Linked DNA regions of Homo sapiens: region 2 is linked to region 1. The links are chromatin contacts, found by Hi-C in ENCODE. All regions are on one chromosome and are shown on one strand. Each heading gives the region's core, a stretch centred on a gene start or an enhancer-like site at or near the end of the contact. The rest is flanking DNA. Distances are from core to core; before and after follow the strand shown. Region 1 has its middle 67 kb from the start of CNEP1R1. Region 2 overlaps TENT4B (terminal nucleotidyltransferase 4B).

Evidence for each region. A loop is a pair of places that touch in the nucleus more often than their neighbours do. Pooled maps may share reads with other maps.
Region 2: a loop to region 1 is called in a map of K562, with 6 times the contacts of the local background. The contact joins two enhancer-like sites. A Hi-C loop is called at or near these places in 1 of 168 maps with a recorded cell type or tissue (K562), 4 of 37 single-sample maps with no recorded cell type and 8 of 50 pooled maps.

Annotation. Positions count from the first base shown.
Region 1 is chr16:49,955,718-49,960,855 of GRCh38, reverse strand. It overlaps the pseudogene NCOA5LP. Among named protein-coding and RNA genes, the nearest start is that of CNEP1R1, 67 kb to the left of the region's middle. RefSeq lists a silencer at 4,715-4,774. Within about 2 kb of position 2,770, at least 4 of the 41 ENCODE cell types and tissues checked have a DNase peak (open chromatin) inside an H3K27ac peak, as active enhancers do.
Region 2 is chr16:50,207,559-50,212,696 of GRCh38, reverse strand. It overlaps TENT4B (terminal nucleotidyltransferase 4B), which reads right to left. Exons shown (of 12, transcript NM_001365324.3): 2 at 1,251-1,374. Among named protein-coding and RNA genes, the nearest start is that of ADCY7, 56 kb to the left of the region's middle. RefSeq lists silencers at 1,825-2,119, 3,965-4,259 and an enhancer at 2,636-2,695. Within about 2 kb of position 1,941, at least 16 of the 41 ENCODE cell types and tissues checked have a DNase peak (open chromatin) inside an H3K27ac peak, as active enhancers do.

The DNA.
Region 1 (5,138 bases), core at 1,521-4,020:
ATGCTGCAGTGAGGGTGCTTGAAGCCCAGCATTGGCACGTCCATCTGTTTGTCTATCTGTTTTATTAATGCATTGCCTGTACAAAGTTAGAGGAAAAATGAGCAGTACAAGGTTCACAATGAAAAACATCGGTCAAGCCGGGCACAGTTGCTCACACGTGTAATCCCAGCACTTGGGAGGCCAAGGCAGGTGGATCACCTGAGGTTAGGAGTTCGAGACCAGCCCAACCAACATGGTGAAATGCCGTCTCTACTAAAAATACAAACTTAGTCGTGCGTGGTGGCGCATACCTGTAATCCCACTACTCAGGAGGCCGAAGCAGGAGATTCACTTGAACCCGGGAGGCAGAGGTTACAGTGAGCCGAGATCACACCATTGCATTCCAGCCTGGGTGACAAGAGCGAAACTCCATCTCAAAAAAAAAAAAAAAAAAGAGAAAAAGAAAAACAGCGGTCCCTTGCCACACTCTCTCTAGTCCCCACTCCGCTCTGGAAAGGCTGCCATTCCCAGCCCCTGGCTCTTTCTTCTGTGAATCACACACATCTCAGTTGTGCACCCTGATGCTGGAACCAAATAAAACACCTTCTCCTTTTGAGTTCATTTTTTTAGTCTTTGAATAGCCAGCAGTGTTCACCCTTTTTTAGGCCAGGTTTGTTTAGACATAAGAATTCCCATTGACACACAGCACCTCCATCCCCCCGACCCCACCCCGTCAGCCTAGCCTGGAGGTGTCCACTTGTGAAATGAGGGTTTGTGTGGAAGTGGGGAGCCACGCTGCCAGTTGTTATGGTTTTGAAACAGAATGGAATGTTTGATTTTGAAACCCTTCAGAGTCCCTGCTGCTGCGAGTCCTAGTCACTCTCATCCATAGACAGTCACAGCTCCACCAAAAAGCAGAGACAGTTTAAACAACTTGTGGCTAGATTAATTGTGTTTTCTGATGGTTTTTTCTCCTTTTTTGTAAATGTGTTTTTTAAAAATCAGGGCGCCCGTGTGGTAAAACAGGCTCTTCTTGTCCCTGGTACATCGTCCTGTGCCCTCGAGGATGCACCGGGGCTGGTGACTGAAGCACTTAGGAGATTTCTTGCTAAGTGGGAGCAGCAGGAATGTCCTGCAGTTTCTCAGAGGGCTGGAGAGCAGGCAGATGACATTCCAGGACAGGAGTGCCACCGTAGCCACCCCAGCCTCCGTGCACTCAGCACCTTCTCTTCCTGTTAAATTTGGGGACACATTTGTACAGGGATGAGTTGAGCCTGATCACTGACTGCCTGAAGACCAGAAAAGGACAACTGGGAGGTATTTGGTGCTGTCCCTTTTCCCTCCCATTTCAGATACCAGAAAGTCCTTTTTCTGCACATCCATTTGTGAAGGAAAACCAAAAAAATTTTCCTTTATGAGAGAATGTGCCTCTGTAATGTGTATATCCTACAGAGGCATTGGATTTGAGTGTGTTTCAGATAGGAATAGACTGTTTCAGTATTTCACCTTTATGGACAAAAATGCTTCTTCTAAAGCTAAATTTTCTTTTGAAACAGATTTTAAATATATAAATAGAATGACCTCTAAAGATAGATGGATGTGTAAGAAATAGTTCCAGTTCCCTATCAGTTTATTTTCCTGATTCTATATTTCAGTTTTTGTTTTTAGTTTTATTTTTTAATAGTTTGTTTTTGTTGTTGTTGTTGTTTTGAGATGGAGTCTTGCTCTGTCACCAAGGCTGGAGTGTAGTGGTGTGATCTTGGCTCACTGCAATCTCCGCCTCCCAGGTTCAAGCGATTCTTCTGCCTCAGCCTCCTGAGTAGCTGGGATTACAGGCACACACCACCACACATGGCTAATTTTTGTATTTTTAGTAGAGACAGGATTTTGCCATGTTGGCCAGGCTGGTCTCAAACTCCTGACCTTAAGTGATCCACCCCACCCACATTGGCCTCCCAAAGTGCTGGGATTACAAGCATGAGACACTGTACCTGGCCTAGATTTCAGTTTTTAATTGAGACATTTGTAAGGTTACTTTTAAGTACATGGTAAATGTGAAGAAGCAACTCCTAATCTTGAAGGTTTTATTTTATTTTTTGAGACAGGGTCTTGCTATGTTACCCAGGCTGGTCTTGAACTCCTGGGCTAAAGCGATCCTCCTGCTTCATTCAGCCTCTGGAATAGCTGGGACTACAGGCATGAGCCACCACTCCTGCTTAATCTTAAAGACTTTAAAGAGCATTCCAATTAGAAGCCAAACCCTTGAAGTAGTGACTTTTTCGTTTGCTTGTTTTGAGTTAAGTGGGTGAGAAGAGAATAATAATCACTTGTCCCTTTTAGGAAAAAGAAGCAGGCTGTGTTATAGGACCATGTTAAAGCCGTAAAGAAATTGTTTATCTTACAAAACACAGAATGTGATTGATTTTGGTGCAATTTTATTGTACCTACTTTCTCAGGGCAGGGGGAACCCATGAATTTAAAACACAGCAGTCTTGTTTCTTTTTGATTATAGAAATCTCAAAGTCAGTGAACGTGAAGATCTTTCTTGAGTAGGCTGTTGTTCTTTGTGTGGCTTGCTGGCTTGGACTGCAGACTTCTGCTAACCGTTTGTTTTCTTCCTTTTTCCAGGCTTGGAGATGCTGGATCCTTCAGCCAGCAGTGAGCATTCCTCATTTCAAGGCAGGAATCCCCCCCATTGTGGGCAAGCTGCCTCCACTTCTTCCAACTCCTGGCAGGAAATCCTTCCTGGGTCCCTCCTTCAGCTCCTGTCAAGTCCCGTTTGTGAGGTGATAGGCCTGGTGGACACCTCCTTCCACTGCCAGCTCAGTGCTTCCCCCTAGGGACACAACAGATGAGTAGCTCTTCTGCTTCTCGGAGAGCTCCCCGGAGACAGCGGGCAGTTTAGAGCCATGGCAGCGTGTGCTGTTTTATATATATATATATATATATATATATATATATATATATATATATATATATATATATATATTTTTATGGAGTCTCACTCTGTCACCCAGGCCGGAGTGTGGTGGCACAATCTTGGCTTTCTGCAGCTTCCACCTCCCAGGTTCAAGCAATTCTCCTGCCTCAGCCTCCGGAGTAGTTGGGACTACAGGGATGCACCACCACGCCTGGCTAATTTTTGTATTTTTAGTAGAGACAAGATTTTGGCATGTTGGCCAGGCTGGTCTCAAACTCCTGAGCTCAAGTGATCTGCCTGCCTTGGCCTCCCAGAGTGCTGGGATTACAGGTGTGAGCCACCGTGGCCGGCTGAGAGTGTGTTGTCAATCTGCCACGTTAAAAAACAAGTTGCCAGTGAAATCTTTATGGAAAGGTGGCTTTCACCTGGACCTTAAATAAAATTTAGATCTGGGGATGTCTTTGTAAATAAGAGTCAAATACAGCTTTGACCTTTTATGGGAACCGGGAATTTTTGAGCCAAAAATCTTTCTTATGAGCACAACATTTCAACCTTGACTGCTGTTGGGGATTCAAATAGAGGGAATATGCCAGCTTGCTTTGGAAGCTGTACATGTGCAGGCCTTTGATTGTCAAGGTCAGCCTGTATTGACGATCCTCAGCCCTGCGGGGGAGCATTTCTGTGCCCCACCCCCTTTTGACCTGTTGCCTTTGGAGATGGGTGAGAGTCCGGTTCTGCCTCCCCACCCCCATGCCCTCCTATTTGGGCTTCCTTGCTCTTGTGCCTTTCCTTTTTCCCTTCCTTCCACTGGTCCTCCCCTCACTCCCTGGGCCTCTGGACTCAGCCTCCCAACTCCCGATGGGCTCAAGCCTCCCTAAGACTGGGTGTGTCTCCTGCTTCAGGCCCCCTCTTGGCTCACCCACAGGCCCATTGTGAGTACCTGGACTTTTCCTGTGAGGAGTGAGCAGAGAATGGGGAGAAGGGCTCAGGAAGAAATCTTTCTGCTCTCATTTGCCTCCCATCCTTGCCATTAGTTTAGGAACAAAGCTCTTTCTGACCTTCACAAAAGGCCCGGTTCAGGGCCTTTATGGTAAGCACTTTGAGAAAATGTCTTGTGTAGCAGGGTAAGGGCTGTGCCGGACAGCCTGCCTGTCCAAGAGGGACAAGGCTGGGTGCTGGGTGGTGTGCCAGGCCAGTATTCTGGATGGCTGGAGGGAGGCCAGCTTTTGAGGAGCAGAGGATTTCAGCCATTAATGGCGCATCTGGGAACTTCACTGCTTTGAATGTTTAAGAATATGTGTTCCAGGCTGGGTGTGGTGGCTCACACCTGTAATCCCAGCACTTTAGGAGGCTGAGGTAGTGGATCATCTGAGGTCAAGAGTTTAAGACCAGCCTGGCCAACATAGTGAAACCCCGTCTCTACTAAAAAAATTAGCCGGGCATGGTGGTGGGCGCCTGTAATCCCAGCTACTTGAGAGGCTGAGGCAGGAGAATCACTTGAACCCAGGAGGCGGAGGTTGCAGTGAGCTGAGATTGTGCCACTGCACTCCAGCCTGGACAACAAGAGTGAAACTCTGTCACTCACACACACACACACACAAGCAAAAAAAAAAAAAAAAAAAAGAATATGAATTCCAGGTGTCAAAAAACAAACAAACAAACAAAAAAACAACACTTCAAAACAGCACATTTAGAACGAAACCCCCTTGTACAAAGGAGAATGGAGGACCAGGACATTACCACAGGCTCAGACTAGACCAAAGGTTTGCAAACTTTTTTGTTGTTTGTTGTTAAAGAGACAGAATCTTGCTCTGTTGCCTAGGCTAGAGTTCAGCCATGCAGTGATAGCTCACTGCAGTGTCAATGTGCTGGGCTCAAGCAATCCTCCCACCTCAGCTTCCTGAGTAGCTGGGACTATAGGCATGTGCCTCCATGCATGGCCACCATGCATGGCTAATTTTTAAATTTTGTTTTGCAGAGATAGGGGTATCACCCTGTTGCTCAGGCTGGTGTCAAACTCCTGGGCTTAAGTGATCCTCCCACCTTGGCCTTCCAAAGTACTGAGATTACAGGCATGAACCTCTGCGCCTGGCCACAAACTTCTTTTTATAAAGGGCCAGAGAGTAAATATTTTAGGCTCTGTGGGCCAAGAACCAAAATCAAGGATTTTATGTATATACTTACATAACTGTTTAGAATGTAACCACTTAAAAATAGGAAAACTGGCCGGGGGCAGTGG
Region 2 (5,138 bases), core at 692-3,191, 250 kb before region 1:
AACCACTGATTTGGATCACATAGGAGAAAGAATGCGATGTATGGTCATTGCTCATAAAACATTAGTACCCTTGCCTTTTCCCTTTACCTACAGTGTCATATACATACTGTCATATACTTGCAAGTTTTACATACAATGAAACTTCTTTGTTTTGCCAATTGGAAAAAAACCTTCCCTAGCTTCCCACCACCACCCAGGACAGTGCCTGAAGAAAAGCTACAAACACAAAGTAATGGATTTTATTAGTATTATTTTGTGTACTTCTTTGCATACACAAAATTGTAGAACAGGCCCTCAAAGTGCCCTAAAAAGTGACGTATTAACTTAGTACCAGTAACAGGCCAAGTGTGGTGGCTCACACCTGTAATCCTAGCACTTTGGGAGGCCAAGGCGGGCACATTGCTTGAACCCAGGAGTTCAAGACCAACCTGGGCAACATAGTGAGACTCAGTCTCTACAAAAAAATACAAAAATTAGCTAAGTGTGGTGGCGTGCACCTGCAGTCCCAGCTACTCGGGATGCTGAGGTGGATCACCTGAGCCCAGGAAATCGAGGCTGCAGTAAGTCGTGATCGCACTATTGCACTCCAGCCTCAGCAACAGAGTGAGACCCCATCTCAAAAACAAAAAACAAAAGACTTAGTACCAGTAACAAAAACGACAAATAAGCCAAGAAGAAATCCTGAGTAATCATTTTGTTCACTGACTGGGAGCTGTCTAAAAGGCAATTAGCTGGTCTGAGAGAGATGAAAAATGGCAATTTCAGGAAAGAAATAAGAAAAGACTTATGCGTGCATTAGCCAAAGGAAATGAACTTCAAGTGACAAAAGTTCTTACTTGACATTTTCATTTAGCTGTAAACAATTATATAATGTTTACCCTGGCAGGCTGGAACTAAGTAGTAATGAGGTTTTGATATATCATATCCAATAACAGACCACTACAACAATGAGGTTTGATTTGTCTTTCTTCTCTTTACACTAATAATTTCTAAGGATAGCTTGCCTTTAGTAGTTGCTATTAGCACTACAAAAAAAAAATAGTTGTTAGTCATCCAATCCAATGAAAATAGTTAGGAAGCCTCAATTCTAAAGACTGCAGAAAATTGTTTGCCTTTAAAATTTAATTAGACCACAACTCTACAGAGCACTTCTACTTGCATGTGAGGACTAGCATGAGATACCAGCAGATAGGCTTCTAGCCCGTGGACAAGGACTGTCCGAAGCATAAGCTACCCAGGAAGGGACTCACGTCAGCGCTGGGCCAGAGCTCCTTAATTACACTCTCGATCCTGTTCACCACCTCCATCCGCATCTTCTCCTCCTCAGGTCTTGGAGACATGTATTCATAAAAATCACTGATTTCTTCATGCAGACTGAAGAAAAAAACAGAAAAGTTAATATGAACAGGGCCAATCTAATGAGAAATCACTATCTTAAATAATCTTATCTAATTAAGTCTTATAATTCAGCTGATGACTACCTTAATTTTAATGTTATAACTCAAGATAAGCTAAAATGGGAATGTACAGAATTTAATCAAAAAACCCAAAATAATTAAATAATGAGAAATTTCCTGTGCAAAACACTTGCTGGGGTGCTGGTGATTTAAATAAAATAAAACAAGCATACGGGCTGGCCTCTGCCTTTCCACTTCTGATCTAATAGACACAAGATACTGAACCCAGGTGACACAGGCAAGTTTCCTGGCAGTAGGGACTGACCCTCTTATCTCTTGGGGATCCATTCCTCACAGTAGCAAACAGTACATCTTTCATAATGTTTGCTCAGTGAATTAAGTGTCAAATGAACAAATCAGGCAGTGAACAACAGCAAAGTCTTGAAAAGAATGGCTGGCAAAGGCTCCATGAAGGAGCTGAAGACTTCCAGAGCCTGCGAGGTACAGGGCAATCAGCCAGCTACAAGGGCTGTGGCAGGCAGAGTGGGAGAAGCATCTGTAGAGGAAAGCAGGCCCCAGCAGAGGGCAGGCTCTGAATGACTGGCTAAGAGGTTCAAGCTTTCCCCCTGTGGCAACAGATAGCTATTTAAATGTTTCTGAGAGGGACCAAAAGAGACTGACTTCAAAAATGCAGCATTTTAAGAAGATTAAACTGGCAACTATGGAAACAATGGACCAGCAAAGAGACTAGACTGGATGCAGGGAAAAGTCATGAATCACTGAGTTGCAAAAGGATTGGATGAAGGCCTAGAGGCTGGTGGAAGGAAAGGAATGGGCTCCAGAAACAAAAGACACACACATACCCACACCCTGCGGATAGGCGCAGCGCCTGACTATCATGGTGGTGGGGGGCTAAGGATGCCTTCAAGGGCTGAAGCCTGAGGGACTGGGGGAAAACTACTGGTCTGGAAGAAAGGACAAACTCACTGGGCTGAGCAATGACTTGAACATAGTCAGGACGGGGGACAGAGAGAAAAGCAGCATTCCTTTCTAAGTTGGTGAGGCTGTGAAGAGCTATGGCTGGGAAGGGAAAGTGAAGTGGTCAGCTCACCTTCCCTAGAGCACTGACCACCCACGAGGACTGAGCCACAGAGGTAAGCACAGGGACTCTACCAACTGGGATAGACCAGAAGGCTCGGAGCAACAGGTGCAAAGTGCCTTAGGGGAAGGAGGGGCAGGGGGTTTGGCCTGGGGCACAGCAGTGGTAAGGAAGGGCAGCCACAGCTTAACAGAGCCTTGAAGGAGGAGCATGTCTGCAACTGCATGGCAACTTCAGGGTCCAGAGCAGGAAGCTCGAAAAACTGGCAGGCCAAAAATTGTTTTAGGGAAGGAAAAAAAAGTGTCTACATCCCAATCCCCAAAGACTATAACTTTTGCTACAAGAAACCTTAGAAAGTGAAAATGTGACTGATTAAGCAATCCATAGTTCCTCCTTCTGATTTTTTATTTTTAGCCTAAGAGTCAAAAACCTTGAGTTCTAGACTCAGGTTCTGCCTGAGGGCAGCTGTGTTCCCTCTGACAGGTGACTGGCACTCTCAGGCTTCAGTGTGTCAGGTACAGCACACAGCTGGTAAGCAGGAGCCTTTTCAGGCCTTCAGTTTCAAAACCTGGGCCTTTCGTAGAGGATGATTTACAACAGCGTTCGGCCTGTTTGCTATGCAATATGTCATAAAACGTGGATCTTAAAACTCCAGAGAGGTCTGTAGGTGAATCCAGAAGATATCCCAGTGGGGACGTTTTCCTTGCTATGCCTCTGGGTACCTCAGGACCTTCAACTTCCGTTTCGAAGTTTTGTTTTGATTTGAGTTTCCCAGGTTTGATTATGTTCTCTAAGGTTATCTAAACCCTTCTGCTTCTTGAAGACAGCAGCTGAATGGGAATAGCTGTTAGGAAGCTTATGCTTTGCTGTGCTCTTCTGCACAGGTTGGCTGGCAAAGATGAGGGCCATGAATAAACGACAGAACAAATGGACTGCTTCTTATCTCATTGCGTAGTCTGCTGTGAGTGATCGGAGTTTATTTGTAGTTCTAAAGCAGATCCATAGAAAAACTGCATTTTAACCAATGGGGGGGAAAAATCTCCTAAATGTGACTGCATCTACTCTCAAGGCCCCCTTACGAATTTTCTAATTCAAATAAAGGCAAAAAATATTTAGCACAACTGCCAGTCAATCTGAAGTCATAAGAAACTTATTAAGAATTCATTCTCTGGCCAGGCGCAGTGGCTCACGCCTGTAATCCCAGCACTTTGGGAGGCTGAGGCAGGCAGATCGCCTGAGGCCAGGAGTTGGAGACCATCTGGCCAACACGCAAAACCCCATCTCTACTAAAAATATAAAAATTAGCTGGGTGTGGTGGCGCATGCCTGTAATTCCAGCTCCTCGGGAGGATGAGGCACAAAAATCACTTCAACTTGGGAGGTGGAGGCTGCAGTGAGCTGACACCGTGCCACTGCAATCCAGCCTGGGCAATGGAGTGAGACTTTGTCTCAAAAAAAAAAAAGACAATTCATTCTCTAAACACTACCAAGTGCCTATGTTCAAGGCACTAGGAGAAAACTGGCTCATAAAACATGATCCTTGCCCTGGGTCACTTCCATCTAACAATGAAAAGGAACACTTATTTAAAGCAGTTTTGTAGTGTGTGCAATGCATATGTTCTGTACTATTCTGCCACAGGCAGCTTCCAGATGAATGATTCAGAGCTTTCCAATGATCACAGCTGCCCAGGATGGACTGGGTCACCTTGTAGGTTAGTAAGGTTCCTGTTACTACCAGCATAAAGAAACCAGATGACCATGAGGCAAACAAAGGTCCAATAAAAGGGCTTTCTGAGCTTGGTAAAAAGTTGGAAAAGATTCTAAAATTCACTTTCAGTGCTGCAATTCTAGGGTTCTAACTAGCACATTAATTTGGGGGGAATTATTATAGATTTATAAGACAGGCTCTGAAGACTACCCTCAACAATCAATAGCCCATGGCACCACCTTCCTATTTTAGAAAAAATGGTTCCACAGGTTATTGTATTTTGATTGATGCATATTTGCCACACTGGAAGGAGAAAAGAGGAATACAGAAAAAGAGGAGGGCTATTATTAAAGCAAAGCCACACTTGCAAAGTCAGAAGAGGAAATCCAATCTCGGGTCTGCCAGGCTCAGTTTCTCATCCACACCAGGCACAAGCATCACCATCTCACCTATATGTAACTAGCTACGTGTGAAATACTCAGAGAACAACCAGATAAAATATCTTGGAATACTGAGGAAATAAACTTCAAGTACAGATTTTAAAATAATTCTAACAGGCTCTATCCTCAGGACTGAGTAATTTTACTGGCACAGTGCCTTGCATATTCAGGCACTTAAAATACCCTGACGAGCTGGAAGTCCGTTTGTAGAGTGTGCACTGTAAGTCTGGCTCTCATTTGAGTGGCAGAGTGGACCACCTGAGGAATTTTGTAGGCTTGCTTTCACATGGTAATATAATTTTATGCCTCTGAAAGCATCCAAGTACACAGAGAAAACTTCAGTTTCTCCCATGTTTGGATCAAAATTTAATATGATTTATGAGTAGGTATTGCTGGATGACACATGCCCATTGTTACAGTTTCTCATATGAAATTATAAAATACATCATACTGAACTAAGAATGATGAAAAAAAGTATAGAATACAACTCTTCCG